Regions from separate parts of the Mus musculus genome. Here region 1 is linked to region 2. A link is a loop called in an ENCODE intact Hi-C map of the cell type or tissue named here. Cell type or tissue: left cerebral cortex. All regions are shown on one strand. Each heading gives the region's core, and the rest is flanking DNA. Links, peaks and the distances in the headings are about the cores only.

Evidence for each region. A loop is a pair of places that touch in the nucleus more often than their neighbours do. Peaks named below come from ENCODE experiments on the same cell type or tissue, not always from the same donor. Only the 100,000 strongest peaks of a DNase experiment are listed, where the experiment ranks them.
Region 1: it touches region 2 in a loop (4-fold over the local background); 11 of 42 quality-filtered maps call a loop at or near these places.

Annotation. Positions count from the first base shown.
Region 1 is chr15:87,362,242-87,370,280 of GRCm38, forward strand. No RefSeq gene overlaps it. Among named protein-coding and RNA genes, the nearest start is that of Gm35422, 100 kb to the right of the region's middle. In left cerebral cortex, for the core only: a CTCF peak has its summit at 3,669 (motif pointing right); a DNase peak (open chromatin) is centred at 3,676.
Region 2 is chr15:87,539,681-87,547,719 of GRCm38, forward strand. Tafa5 (TAFA chemokine like family member 5) reads left to right here and starts at 4,619. Exons shown (of 4, transcript NM_001252310.1): 1 at 4,619-4,923. The coding sequence starts at 4,812. Gm35471 (a long non-coding RNA gene) reads right to left here and starts at 4,293. Exons shown (of 3, transcript XR_384322.2): 1 at 3,782-4,293. In left cerebral cortex, for the core only: a CTCF peak has its summit at 4,391; DNase peaks (open chromatin) are centred at 4,445, 4,839, 5,404 and 5,649; H3K4me3 peaks cover 1,574 bases; H3K27ac peaks cover 1,005 bases.

The sequences.
Region 1 (8,039 bases), core at 2,632-5,131, 180 kb before region 2:
AATAGAAGAACATATGGCAGTGTGGGTAAATGAAAGAGAAGAGGGATGACTTAATGGAAGAATCAATAGGCAGATTGACAAGTGAAATGACTAGACAGATGACTGAATGAATGGAGAGAAAGTAGTCTCATTTTCTTTCAATTGTGATGAGACTATGATTAAAGGCAAATTGAGGAAGAAAGGGTTTATTTGGCTTACACATTCAAATCACAGTTCATCATTGAAGGGCACCAAGATGGAAACTTAAGGCAGGGACCCGGAAGTAGGAACTGAAACAGAGGCCATGAAAGAACACTACTTACTGCCTTGCTCCACATGGCTTGCTCAACCTTCTTTCTTATACCTCTGGAACACCTGCCTAGGAATGACAACGCCCATAGTGGGCTGGGCTCTCCCTCATCAATCAATCAATCAATCAATCAATCAATCAATCAATCAATCAAGAAAATACTTTTACAGCCTTAGCTATAGGCAAATATGATGGAGGCATTTTCTCAGTTAAAATTTCCTCTTCCCAAATGACTGTAGCTTGTGTCAAGTTGACAAAACAACCAACCAGACAAGCAAACAAACAACCAGCACACAGGGGTAGGTATGTAGGTAGAGGAACGGATGGAATGGGTAGATGGAGGAAAGAAAAGGGAAGGAAGAATGAGCAGATTAATGAATGGAGGGATGTTTGCAGGAATGGAAGATAGAGGGAACAGTCTACTGTCTCATACAACCTGGGGCTACCTGCCCAGAGGCGGCACTGCCCGCATTAAAGAGAAAAACTGAAGAGAGAAGTGACTGAGCCGTTGTAGAGGGAATATCTTGTGTCTATATGGAGGTGGCACCTGTCGATAAATCTGATGGCCTATAGCTTAGGCAGGAAATAGGAGATGGGACATCCCAGAGAAGAAAGGGTTCTGGGATAGTGCCAGTTGCAGATTTGCCTGTGATTCTTGAAGAGACAGTCACATGGTACCTGACCACAGGTAGCTGGCCACATGGCAGAATGTAGATTAGAATAACTGGATTATTTTGAATTGTGAGCTAGTCAAAAAGCCTAGCTATATGGCCAAGGTATCTACAAATATATTTTAAGTCTGAGCCTTATTTCCAGGAACATGGGGCTGGGAGGGAGAACCAATCCTGACTTCTGCAAGCCATAGCCTTACAATGAGGCGTTGTCTTGATGGTGGCATGGGATGTGTGACAACAAAAGACTTGGAGGGACTGATGCTCTGCACGGGATACCTCCCAGTCACATGGATATGTGGTTGCAGAAGCCAGACTTGGGTTGCTGGAAGTCATTTGTGAGGAGGACTCTTTTCTGTTTAACAGACACAAATCCCCTCGCGCATGTGAAGCAAAGCTTAGAATTTACTGTTTTCAATAACCGAGGTCCCTTCAGGCTGTATTGACTTTCAAGTTCTGCTGCACCCAAGGGTTCCATGACACCCTCAGGGTCTCCAGCTCTGCTTTGCTCTCACTTCATTTTCACAGCAGATTTTTTTAAACTGTATTGTCTTTATTTATGTATTTATTTATGTATTTATTTATTTATTTATTTATTTATTTATTTATTTATTTTACAGTTCTGGGAATTGAACCCAGAGCCTTGTTCATGCTAAGCTAGCACTCTCCCAGTGAGCTACACCCCCAGCCCTGCAGCAAATTTTTAACAGTGGCGATTTCCCTCAAGTAAATGAAATTGGTTCTTAGTGTATGAAAACAAACTTTCCAAAGCCAGTTCTATTGTAATTATTTGTGGCTCTCTTAGGAAATGCAGTATACAGACAGATACAAAATTACATTAGCTATATTCACATTTAATGAGATGTGTGGGAGTGATTAGGGCAGGAAAATATCTAGAAAACACTTCCCGGGGCCAATAATAATAAGGATGACACACTACGAATTATAGACACTAACAGACAGATTTTCTCGTATGACAAGATTCCATCCCGCCGGGATCCAAGCCCAGGTAGAAGAGACACCACCCCGCCCCAGCTTTTCCATCACTGGTTCTCAGCTTACCTGCCTTGACTAGATTTGACCTGTGCTCATCACCGAGTCTTTGAGGAGTCAGAACTCCGTGGCTTTAGAAAGGGTGTCAATGTCACCCAAGTGAAAAAAGTGGAGAGTAGAAGGGGAAAGGCTTGGAGCCAGGGAAAGGCCAACGATTCATGTGTCAGAACACTCATGAGCTCATTACATTAGGTGGGAGTTCTGCTTGATGGGGTGACATAGAAAGTGAGTCTGTAAGTTCAAATTTCTCAACCTTTGGCCAATGAAGTATGAGTTGAGCTGTCATTGATTGTTTGGTATAGAAGCCTAGGGACTGGCATGTCCTCTGCTCAAAGCCCTGGGGAGTGATACACAGGGGGCGGGGGGTGGGGTGGGGGTTGATCTATTGACCTAGGTCTCTGAGTTCCATATGCTGAGTGGTGGCCAGTGTTTCAATCGTTGGCAAGTGAGTGTGCTTGTTATTGCCGCCTTCCCTGGCCTATGCTGGTGGATAGGCTCAGCATGGAGTTGACATAAGATGCATATAGGATGCTGTTTCCAGATACATACACTACTTCAGGGAGTGGTAAAAACCAAAGGCTAGGGGAAAAAAAACCAGGAATAATAGTCACTCTAGTATCCCTGACTTAACTTGACCTGCCATTCATAACTGCTTTTCTTCACTCTGTTTTTGTAATATACCCATGGTATACAGTGATACGTTTTGAAAAGACATTTTCACACAAGTATATCATGATCTTTGATAAGACTCACCCCTATGTTAATTGAGTTTTCCATCTCTGTGACAGATGCCTGACAAAAAGCAGCTAGAAAGGAAAGGAGGGTTTCCTGGCTCAGTTTGAAGGTGCTGTCTCCACTGTGGCTGGCAAGATACCGCAGCAGGAGCGCCAGGCAGCTGGCTACATTGTATCCATTGTAAAGTAGCAAAGTGATAGTAACTTTCTGATTCTGGTCCAGGACCTCAGCTCAAGGAGTGGTCCTGCTCACTTTCAGAGCAGCCTTTTCCTTCTCAGTTATGCCTCCCTGGAAACACCTTGACGGACACATCCAGAGGTGTCTTCTAAGTGATTCAAACTATAATCGAATTGACAGTGAAGATGGATCATGATGAGACCACCATTGCCAACCTGACAGGCAGACACATTACATTTTTTAAGGTTCATTCAAAAAAATGTTGAGAATTTCATACACGGGTACCATATTTACATCATTACCTCCTCTTGCTCTCCCCACTGACAATCTTCCCAAGACCTCCATCTCCCCTTCAAATTCATAACCTTTTAAAATTACTGTTTATAATTATTGTATATATTATTACTATATTGCACATGTAAATGCATCCTGCTGAGTTGATTTAGTGTTGTTCAAATGCATATGCATTTAAGTTCAACCACTGGGATTGGATAACCTGCTGGGGGCACATTCCCAAAGAAAGACTGAATTCTCCCTCAGCAGCCATTAGCAGCCTATAGCTCATCAAGGGGTGGGGCCCTGTGTGACTTTTCTCGTCCAAGCCGCTGTGTCAGCTGTTTTGATTGTGCAGGTCTTATTCAGATGATCATATTAAAAAGTTTGAGATTAATTTTTTTTTTCAATTATGTGCATGTGTCTGAGGGCAGGGAGTGCATGTCAGTGCAGTGTCTGCAAGAGGCCAGTAGAGGGCATTGGAACCCCTGTGAGCAGGTGTCACAGGTGGTTGGGAACTGCTCCCTGTACCGTCTCACCAGCCTCAAATACATCCCTTTTAAACTGTACTATTCCACCTTACCTGTGAAGGCTCATGGTCACTTCATATTGCAAAGTGCATCTAGTTCGTCTGCGAGAGCCCTAACCTTCTGGGTTGATTGGATGCTTCGTGATACTTGCTGCTCTTCAAGTAACCCAGTGATTGGGTTGGCATTTGCCCAGAGAGATGGCTCAGCAGGGAAAGGTACTTGCTGCCAAGCCTACCACCTGGGCTCCTTTCCTGATCCCCACAGGGTAGAAAAAGAGCAGAGGATCTCACAGGTTGTTTTTTGACCTCGGCATGAGCATAGTGGCACATGAATGTTCATACACACACGTGCATACACACACAGACACACATGCACACACACACAGAGGGAGAGAGAGAGAGAGAGAGAGAGAGAGAAGCACATGTGCACACATAACACACACACAGACACACAGAAGCTCATGCGCACACAAAATAAATAACTAAAATGTAATTACAAAGTTGCTAATGGTGATTTCTTCCACTTCATAGAAAATCTAAGAAACTTATCACCCTTAACATTTTAATTCACAATCTTGATGGAGTGTTTGCATTGAACTTTGGCTGTGACATACACAATATTAGTCACACACACATTAATGTAATTTATCAATTATTCATACTATATGTACATAATTTTACACATATACAAATTTCATAAAAATTATTTTATTTCTTGTATGTAGGTAGTACTCAACAGTGATTTTAATATATGAATTTATGTAAATGTTTGGTGGATATCTCTTTCAAATATTAAGGCCCATATGTTTCCATTTTCCTCAGTTTTCTAATAATTCTACTTTCCATTTCTATTATTATGATTTTTTTCTTTAAGGATCCCTAAGATTTCATCGTAATAATAAAATCTATCAATTGCGAATTTCATCAATTTTTCTGTGAAATTGTATTCACTTTACCTTCAACTTTTGAAGTTTACCTGTCTGAATAGAAACAAATTAATGATTATTTTCTTTGCCTAGACTGTAAACATCTCATTATCTTTTGACTTCCATAGTTGGTATCTATCTAGATACCAAGATATTAAGTGTCAGCACACATTTTCCCCTGCAACTTTTATCCCTTGTTTTATGAATTTTTGTTACAAAATTCTCAAAGACAATTTGAGATAAAATATACATACATACAGATTGATAGATGGTGATGATATAGATAAATAGATAGATGATAGATGGATGGATTGGTAGTAGATACATACATACATACATACATACATACACATACATGATACATAGATGATGATGGATAGATAGATGATCCAAATAGATAGATGATTATAGGTAGACAGATAGGAGTTTTAGGTGGCTGTATTTCCCTTTAATTGTCTATGCTGTATTTTTTTAGACTTCGTGAATCTAAATTCATCAGCATTGGGGGTAATTTTCTCACAGTAGCTTTGGTAGATGCTACTGCACCATTCATGCTATTTATTAATTTCTACAGGATTTCAGATAAAAGTCTTTTAGAAGTTATTTTCATTGTATGTGTATGGCTGTTTTGCCTACATGGAAATCTGTACACCATGTGCATGCAGTACCCACGGAGGCCAGAAGGTGGCGGTGGATTCCCTGGGACTGGAGTTACAGACGGTTGTGAGCTACCACGTGGGTGCTGAAGCTAAAACCTAGGTCCTCTGCAAGAGCACCCAGTGTTCTTAACTGCAGAGCCATCTCTGCAGCCCCAGATAACAGGCTTTTGACCCTCCTACTCTTACCATATGTCTCTTAAAATGGCTTCTGTGTTCCCACCGTTTGCACTTTCTGGATTTTCTGGGTGACCTTCCCTTCAGATCCTACTGTTCCTTGCCCTTCACCTTTGCACAAGCTACTGGCAAACACATCAAATAGATTTGTAGCTTCTTGTTGCATTTTTATGTTTCGAGGTTTCTGTTTGCTGATTTAGAAAGTGCTTTGCCTTGATTTTTTACTACTTCCAGTTCCCTGCAGAAAACCAACGTGTGACTTCTCCCTCTCTGCCTGCAAACACGGAACACATAATCAAAAGATTCGTGTTTACAAAACTCCTGTCTGGATTTCCAGTGCGTCCACTTTCGTTTCGGTTTCATCTTGTGGTTCTTGCTCATGTTGTCCTCTTGTCTCTTCCTGTACCTACTTATCTTTGATTGTGTGTTGGAAATCACTCATGTTGCAGATGTCATTTGAAGCCTGCCTTACATAGATGAAGCATGGCAGAGGCTGGGGTGGTGGCAAAGAGCAAGTGGTCACTCTGAGCTCTGAGAGTCCCTCAGAGAAGCATGCTTCAGAGAAGACTGCATGTTCCAAGGCTCTGCAACCACACAGAGCAACGACCCAAACATGAAAGATGGCAGGTGAGGCAGGTGAGGCAGGTGGCAGGTGATGAGGCAGGCGAGGCAGGCGAGGCAGGTGAGGCAGAGGACGGAGCCTCCTCAGCTGACAGTCTTGTGTTAGCAGTCCTGGATTTTCTCCTAACAATGAGAAGCACTGGATATTGAGTGGAGGGTGAACTGGTAAGGCTGACCGTTACAGGAGCCAGAGGAAATGATGGTGGTCTGGACTGGAGACAGAGGGCTCAGCATGGAGATTGTGGGTGGATGGTCTGAGTGGAATCATGTGACCTGGAGGCTGACTGCCTCTAGGGGCGGGTGGAAAGACACACAATTTGTCGGTGAACATTCTGAGACCTGTGGTTGGTTACTGAAACTCAATAGAACCTAGAAAGGATGTAAGAGTAGGGAACATGGTGTCCACAAAGTGAGGTCAAGGACCGTGAGACTCCAAGTTAAGTAGTCTCTGTACTCCAGGTCATATCTGTCCTTGAGGAACTGCCCTGACAGAGGGTCACTGTGGTCTTGCAGCGATCTGGCCTCTTTAGCATGACGACCCAGACCTGCCAAGTAGTCAGAAAAGGGTGACAGACTGAGAAGATTCCAGGTACAATCTCTGTGGGCCCTGAAAACCACAGCCCACACTGAGAAATGGTGCCCAGCATCAATGGAGCATAGGGAAGACCCTGGAGCATACTGGTGACAGACTGGCTCCCACCTATAAGTGTCCTCCTGGGCTGTGCATGGAAGGGACCGAGGAGGGGAGGAGCGACGTGGGAAGCATTTCCCACAGTCACAGCTATGGGTTCATATCTGGGCGCATCTATCAATCTAGAAGCTGTTATGGGATTCTTGATGCTCATGGGCAGACCGTCTCTAAGAGACCATAGTAGGTAAGGGGCTCATGGTTGTTTCTGAGAATCAGTGATTTCCAGGGGACCCTGCTAGTCACAGAACATTTGTTTAAGGGATTCAAGAATTTGTGAGCCCTCAGTTTCCCAAGGAATTCTGTCTCTGGGATGCATCAATAACTAAGAGGCCTGAGTGTTCCCAGGCAATCTGTCTCCAAATGGCAAGGGAGCTGCCCCTGTGGCCCCATTGCATGTGTCCTTCTGTGTCTGGGCAATGCAGTGTCATGGCTAACTTGAGCCAGGACCCCTCAGTGCAGCTACCCAACTGGCTTCCACCTGGCAGCCTCCGTTTGGATCATGCTGGCAGTCACAGCCACCTTGCTGTGGGCTGGCTGCCATCGGCAGATAGGCCTCCAGCAGAGTGCCAACATCCCTGGGAATCAGCCTCCATGGGTGGCATGGGAGAGAGTTAGGGCCTCTGTGTCCTGAGCTAGCTGGAGCTGAGGCACTGCACTGCCACTAATGTGACTCCCTAGCTGATGGCCCTCCCCCTTCCTCCCTAAGAGTCTTTCCTCATAGTCATACGCAATGGACTCTGTGATCACTAGGTTCAGACTGGCATCCATGGGCAATGTCACCCCTCCACCCCGTTTTGGAGAAAGGTCAAACTTGGAATAAAAACCTATGAAGTCACCGTGGTTCCAGGAAAAGCGATGTCTGCCATAGATCCTGGCCTGGCAGGTGTACGGCCATGGTCTTAAAGCTTCCATGCTGTTGGAATTGCCGTACTAGAGCAAGCGCTTCCCATTCAAAGTTAAACTTTGCTTGACTCCAGGGCTTTCTGGAAGGTGTTTGGTCATGTCGAGGATAAGAAAGCCTAGCACAGTTGCCTCCCACGTGTGTGGTGCATGAAGGTGAGCCAAGAGGTGAAGCTCTCAATGTCTGTTGGGCAATGCCACTTCAGGGAACACCTAGAACACAAGAGCAGACATCTAAAACTTCATCCTAAGCTATTCATACTAGACTCCCGACCATCATTAACTAATATACGTGTTTGCAGATTGTGCCCACATTATAACAGATGAGAAGGCAGAAAACA
Region 2 (8,039 bases), core at 3,233-5,732:
ACAAAGTATACTCTCTCCCTTGGACCTGCTCATCTTCTGGATCAGTTGCCCTGCCTTTCCTCCTGGTCCTTTCCCGGTGATAGAGGAGTTCTCTGTAAATGTACACAGCAGAGGTGCACAGAGATGAGGAGGTCTGTGTGGAACGCAGGCTTGTTGCTACTGCCAGAAGAAGAGTAGATTAGGGACGGACCACACAACCTGCCCCTTGAGCATCCTGCCCTCTCACGATCCGTAATGATTCCCTAAAAAACCAGGGTTATCTCTCTTTGAAGCCAGCCCCTCTCTTCACTGTCTCTTTGGGGACAACCTCATGCTTCAGGCCAATACACAAAGATCTAAATTCAGAGTGTCTGGGTGCTCCTGGGATCAAACAGTGAATGAGACACTGGAAGATGGAGATGGTGGGAAAGCCTTGCCAGCCTGTGTGGCTCAACCAAGCACAGTTGAGATACAACCAAGCACAGTGGGAAATACTGACACCTTGATGTGCTGAGATTTTTAAAAATTATTTATTTTATTTATATGAGTACACTGTAGCTGTCTTGAGACACACCAGAAAAGGACATCAGATCCTATTACAGATGGTTATGTGCCACCTTGCAGTTGCTGGGAACTGAACTAAGGACCTCTGGAAGAGCAGTTGGTGCTCTTAACCATGATTTCCCTCTTTGATGCAGAGTGCATGTCCTGGGAGAGCTCTCTGCTCAGCATCCCCTCCTAGGAACCTACCATATCTGTTACACTCTGTGACTGTTATAAGGAGCAGCCAGGCTGGATGGTCCTATCCTGGCCAGGTTCCTTGGAGCTCTGACTATAGACTGCTGTTCTGTGAGACCTGAGGCTCTCCTCTGGTTAAACAGTCACCATTGCTTGTCTTTTGGGCTTAGAGTTAAGGTAATGGTGTGATTCTCCAGCCAAAGTACTCAGCCCTTACATTTTGAAGTCCTGCAAATTCTGGCTGGTGATCAAAGGCAGTCCATCAATAATAACAACAAAAATTGTCAATTGGTAGCACATGTTGGTATCAAGAACCGAGCCTCTGTCTCCTAGCAACAGGACTCAGTGCTCTGCTCATTGCCCCATCTTTAGCTCCATCCAGGCTTTCTTACCAGGCTCTGGAACAAGACCTGGCTGGAGCATACTGGGCCAGGGTCCTGTCCCTACAGCTTCTAGGCTGCATGCTGATCTTTAGGTCAAGGGTGCTATTCATATTCTGGAGGCTCCATTTGCAGCCTCATTTTAATCTCTCTTATCCTTTCCACAACTCCTGCCACCATGCAGTCTGAGGTAGAGGATTGTGTTTCTTCAGCATCCCTGTCTTGTGAATTCTTGGAATTGTCTCCATTCTGGATCCTGAGACCCAAGCTCCCTTACCATCCCTCTCTGAGGGAATCATCAGCACCTGACATGAACCCTACTTCTTAAACTTTCCCCAACATTGCAGCCACAAAAATCCCAAGGCAACATAGAACAACTTGTGCATCTCAGTGTGCCCTGGCTCCAACTGCTGTCACCACCACCTCTCCTTGGGACAGAGAAGGTTCAATTTACCCTTCCACAACTCAGAGAAGATTACATCTGTCCTGTAAAGACTTTTCAAATAAAGACCACTACTGTAGCAACATTACTGGGTGGGCAACCAACCAGTATTTTAAGAAACAAATAGGACAGAACAGAAAATACCAGAGGGAATAAGAGGGCAAGTGCTGTTTGTGAAGCTTTTCTTTCAGGTGTGTGTGTGAGTGAGTGTGTGTGTGTGTGTGTGTGTGTGTGTGAGAGAGAGAGAGAGAGAGAGAGAGAGAGAGAGAGAGAGAGAGAGAGAGAAGAGACAGAGAGAAAGAGAGAGAGACAGAGAGAGAGACAGAGAGAGAGACAGAGAGAGAGAGAGAGAGAGAGAGAGAGAGAGAGAGAGAGAGAGAGAGACAGAAGAGGGAGAAGAGGGGGGTGTGTACTAAGGATGGCACCAAAATCTGTCTGTTGACACATCTCACAGAAGCTCTCCCAGCCCATACCTTACAACACCCCAGGACTCAACCTTGGGTTGAACATGCCAACAGAATGACCGAGTGATGGCTCATTGGTTCAGAGCTCTTGTTGCTCTCCCAGAGGGCTGGGTTCCAGTACTCACATGGTGACTCACAACTACCTGTGATCCCAGTTCCAGAGGGACCTGATGCCCTCTGCTGGCCTCTGAGGCATGAAAACAGTGCACAAAACTGCACACATGCAAGTGCCACCCCCTCCCCCCATACACACTCATAAATAAAAAATAAGTAAGTCTGTTTTAGAAAGCCCTCAAAGGTTCCAACAGTACCTTGACTCTTTCTCACCACAATACCTGGCTCATGGATGTGATTGCATTTTCCTTGCTATTCTTCAAACCTGAACTTCTCAGGGAGAGAGAAATCTAAGTATAATTGTTTTTCTGGTCCCACATGCCTGACATCGAGTAGATACCCAATAAAAGCATGTTGTGTGAAGGATGTCTGTCTCTGAGAAGAATTTCAGGGAAGACAGGATGAAGTGGAGTATGCATGGATTTAGAGCTTTGTTCCTTTTGCAGGTTAAAAGGCTTTGATCAACAGAAGGCATATGACAGCAGTTTCAGACAGCCATTTTCAACTTTGTAGAACCTGGCTGAGGGACCCCCCCTCCTTAGGTTAGGGGGGAGAGAGATATGTCTATCTGGAATATTCGAGACAAAATGTGCTACCACCCTGCCCTCCTGACAATGTCAGGATGTCTGGTTTCTGCAGACTGTCCTCCCTACAGGAAAGTGAGACTGGGGAAGCTATCCTGGAGAAGATGGTACCCAGAAAACCTGGATCTTAGTTAAACAGGAAATGGAAGTCAGAAATTAGTGGGAAACCCCCTTGGTAGGCATGTTCATATTACAGAGAGACCATTACCAGGGGCTAGGCAGTGAGAAGCCTGACTCCATTTCACTAGCACTGTTTTGGATGTATATGTGCTTCTGAGAGCAAGTACTTGTGCATTCTATGCATGTGTGCACGTGTGCATGGCAAATATGCATGTGCATATTCATTCATGTGGCTGTGGCCATGCGACATGTATGTATGTCTATGCATGTGTGTGCACATGCATGTGTGGTCACATGCTGTACATGTATGCACATGTATATTTTTGCATGTGTGCATGCACATGTGTGCTCTATATAGCATACATGTGTGTATATGTGTGCATGTATGTGGAGGTATGTGTGACCATGTAGCATGCATGTGAATGTCAGTGCCTTGTGCATGTACCTATGTAGGGGAGTGTGTGCCTATAGCCACATGATATACATGTAGCTTGTGTAGAAACAAGCTTGTGGCATGCATGTATCCAAGTGGAGTGTGTATGGAGTTCAGCTATGTGGTGTGCGTGTGTGCATGAACATGGTGCGCATGTGGAGTGCGTATGTGTCTGCGTATGTATACAACCTGGGTACTTGCCCTCCTTCAGCCCCTCAGCAACGTTCTCTATGTCCTGGTCTGTTTAAATGCCACACTGGACCAGGGTGCAAGGGGAAAGGCTTATGCTGGTATGCACCAAGTAGCTTGTGGGGAAAAGCCTCCATTTCTAATGAGATCTTGTGTGGGGGTACCACCCCTTCCCATGCAGAACAAACACCAATGAGAAGCCTAACTGGGCCTGCTGTTAGCATGTTCACTGGTGCACAGGAAGGGAATGGAATCGACCTTCATGGCCATGGACCTACAGGGCCACCTGGGGAAAACACCAGCTTTTAGAGTTTCTTCCTGGAGTGCAAGGAACTTACAAGGGAAAGTGGAAGTGACCCGATTCCGCTGGTTTACAGGGGCAAACCCGTTGTCCAACGGCAGGAATGCACATCAGAGTTGTAGTCTTCGCTACCCTCCTCAGAAAACCAGACCAGGGACTTTATCCTGCACACACTCTGGAAAATGGATGAGAGAGAGGAACCACAGGCCATGGCCTGGGGGCAGAGGCTGTGGTACACGGGAGTCAAGGAAGTGCATCAGGAAGATGCAAAGGAATGTCTTCTTAGGGTAGACACACAGAGCCCACAGGATGGCAAGTTCTAGAGACAGGGTGCAGGTGCGCTCAGATGCTCTCTGGTGGGCTCAGAGCAACAAGGCATACTCAGGAGCCCTGGTGCTGGGCACAAATGGGAAACAGGCTGAAAGCATTATTTGCTTTGAATAAACTTTCGGTTCACTTTCCGGATCAATACCAAACAAGGTCTGGGACCCCAGCGTCCCAGGCCTTTGGTGGAAGACTCTCGCGTGGGGGGGGGGGGGGGGGAAGGGGGTCCCAAGTCACCTAACTTCCCGCTGGCCCTGAGGGTCTTGCGCGCCCAGAGCCCAGGCTACGAGGATGCTGGGCCGTCTCTGTCGCCATCCAGAGGCTCGGCTAGGGCGCGGCGTCCCCTCTGCTCGCCTCCCTCGCCGGTCCCGGGCCAGTGCGAGGCCCCGCCACGCCGGGCACGCGCTCCAGGCGCGCCCCTCGTACTGGTGACGGGGCGCGCTGAGCCGGGGCGCGCAGCGACGCCCAGAGCCGCGGGCTGGCGTCCCCGGGCGGGCGAGCACGGGCGCGGGCGGCGCGGGCGCGGCGCGGGGCGGGCGGCGCGGGGCGCAGTGGGCCGGGGCCCGGGCGCGGCGGCGGCGGCGGAGAAGGAGGAGGAGGAGGAGGACGAGGAAGAGGAGGAGGAGGAGGACGAGGAGGAGGATGGCACGCGCGGGGCCCGCACGTGGAGGCCGGCGCGGGGGCGCGGGCAGGGCCGGCTGCTGAGAAGCGCTGCTGCCCCCCGCGCGGGCACCGCGGCTTCAATGGCGCCATCGCCCAGGACCAGCAGCCGGCAAGATGCGACCGCCCTGCCCAGCATGTCCTCAACTTTTTGGGCATTCATGATCCTGGCCAGCCTGCTCATCGCCTACTGCAGTGAGTACCGTGCACCCGGGCCCCATAAGGGCCTCGGGTCCTCCAAGCGGCCCCAGCCCCAGCCCCGGCGGGGCGCCCCGCGTCGGTGCGGAGTTGCGAGCGCGTGGCGCGCGGTCCCGGGTCTTGGCCGCTGTTCCGCTGGCCCGGGAGGGCTTGGTGCAGGCGGCTCCGGGGTCCAGACACTCCGCGGCCGGGCACAGCAGCCCCGGCGAGCTTCCGCGGACTAGCCAGCAGGGCCGGCATCAGGCCCAGGCAGGCACAGCGCGTCCCTGCGCGGCGGTGCCCGGTGTCCGCCGTGCGGTCGCCGCTCCGGCCCAGGCTAGCGACCGAGCGGAGCTTCCCGCCGGCGACACTCCCTCCGGGGACTTATGGGGACGCAGCAACCGAGCCCGAGCGGGACTCCTCGGGCAGGACCGCGGCTTGGGTTCCTCCGACGCGTGGTGGAGCCTCTGCCTTGCTAGGAAGCGGGCTCGCCAGATGCTTTCTGTAAAAGGAGAAGTAAGGGAACGGATGCCTCTGGAGGGGAGGGCCCGCTACCGCTGCAAGGGTGGTTCGGAGGAATGAACTGACGACCCAGTGGGTCTGGCAAGGGCTGCGGAGGGAGGTGCGGGCTGGTCGGAGCCTGGCACGGGGTTCTGGAGCTGGGCTTAGGCTGGGACCCGGACGATGGGTGATCTTATCAGTAGGTCTTATCTGGGTACCGATAATCTGAGTCCTGGGTACAGTCTTGGGGCTGGTGTAGTATGGGTAGGCATCATCTTGGCTGGTGTCTGCTGACTGTCGGAAGCTGTTGGGGTGGGTAGAGGCTGGTTAGAGTCCCGGGCATAGGCTCTATAAGAGATGGGCGCTTGCCTGGTTACAGTTTCTGCCTTCCTTCCCGTCTCTGCGGGAAGAAAAACTAGTGCCAGTGAACACCTGTCATGAAAAAAATGCCACAGGCAAGGGAGGTGATGACAAAATATGGATTCTTTACTAATTTAAAATAAAAGGCCATCACCAAGTGGTTCCTCTCACTCCTCCCTCCTTTCCCCGGCCATCGCTCGAGCCTGGGGCCTCCTAGTTCCCAATCCTAGCTCTGAAATGAAATTGCAGCAGTCTTGAGACTCAAGTCGAGGCCGAATATGTCATCAGAGTCCTGGGACAACTCTGAATGGGGATAGCTCAACCCCCAACATGGTCGAGGCATCTTAAGGGAAATGCTAGTGAGCCCAGAGGAACTACTCAGTCTGCATATGCCTGTGCTGCTGTGGCGCCTTGAGGTTCATCAAGCAAGAGACTGGCTGCTGACAGTATTCTAACCTGGCTGCCCTAGGATAGGGAAAGGAAGCTGGTGGGCTGAGCCACAGGAGAGTACTCACTGCTTAGCCTTCTGTAGCCTGCCGGCTTCTTTCAGGGGCTTCTTCCCAGGTACCATTGAGCCTAGATTCCTTAATGATACAGGACGGGTTAAAGATGGGTAAACTCCAGAGATAGACAGGTGATACCAGGATGAAATGCACTTCCTGGTGTTGTCCCAGGAGTGGCACATTCAGCAGTGGGGGAGGGGCACGGGGCGCGGAAACCTGGAGCTGGCTGCTCTTCCTAGGCAGATTCTGGTAACACTGTCCTTGGGTCAGCCCGAGAGCCCAGAGCTGTAGACTGGGCTCATAGAGGCAGCTCTGCATGTTGAAAAGGGACAGCCATCCACTGTTACTGACTGAGTGACAACCCAGCCCTTGACCTCAACACTCTCCTCTTCAGGGAGCCACCAAGCTGGGGCCTTGTATGCACTCCCAGCTAGTATAGCCTTTGTCCCTTGTTTCCTAGCTTCGGCCCCACTTCGTCCTGTTGGCTTGCTTCTTGATCTGACTATAGGGAAGTAATGTCATATATTCAGAGAAAAGGGCAGCCCTATCTTCCTGCAAGTTGGTTCTCTGCTATAAGGGCAGTCGGTAAGAATGACTTATCCAGAAGAGCAGAAGTCCTTAATAACGAAGCTTCTGAACAGCCACATTTTGATAGCTGTTTCCATCCCCACGTAATGGAATAATTGACAATAAGCTAACGTTTTCAGACACACCCCATTACACCAGAAATGCAATTGGAGAAATTAAAGCATTTCTCTAAAATACAAAATAACATCATCATAATTTATAGCTGGGAATTGGAATCCTAGAGAAAAAGATATTTCTTTTTTTCCTCCCCCCCCCCTTAGAATTGATAATGCATAGAAAATGATAATTAGATAGTTCTTGCGATTTCCAGCCTTTCTTCCAACACATCTGGGATGAAAGATAGTTAGCATCTTTGTGTGCAAGATGTTTCAGCGAGGACTTTTATTACCCTAAGTGTCTTTCTGCTACTGAGCGGAGACACTTAGGAAGCCAGCGTCCATCTTTTAGGGCTCAGTAATGCTGCCCTACGGTGTGTATGTTTCTCTGTAACACACACGGATCTCACTTCCTGGCGCTAAGTGGAGGAAACTAGATTATTTCCTGGCCTGGTTTCTGCTGGGGGGCTCAACAGCTCTTGCCCATTGGACACCCTTCTTTGCTATGTGCTTAAGAGTCATATTAAGGAGGTGGGCTCCACCCTCTGGCTAGTGAAAGACCTGCAGTCCACCAATTAGGCTGGTTGCTATGGTGACGCAGCCTTGTCATTTTCAGGGATTGGGGAAGAATTGCCAGGAAAAGGAAAAAAAAAAGAGGGGGGGGGCTGTGAGGCTGCCTTTAAAATGGGTGCTCTATTTCATGTGTGCTAAATGTTACTCGCAAAGTCCGCTTTATAAAGCAAGCACCCAGCTGCTTACCAAGGTCTGTGGGTAAAGTTAGATGATGCTTGAGGTGAGAAGAGAGAACCTGCTTTATTCTGGGCAGAGGAAACTCCTCAGACCCGGCTTAGAAGGAGCTGATGTATTTGAATTGCTCCAGTGTGTGGAGCAGGGAGGTCAGCTGGCCAGACACCCTTGTTGAATGAGGTAGGACCTGGGGCTGGCGTGCTGTGTGCTTGTAGCATGTGTTGGAGATTATAGCAGCAAGGAAACTCAGAGAAAAAGATGAGCTTTGTGACCCCCGATCCTTGACTTTGATTCTTGCAAGTGGTGTTTAATTCAGGAATGAAGGGATCTGTGCTTTATA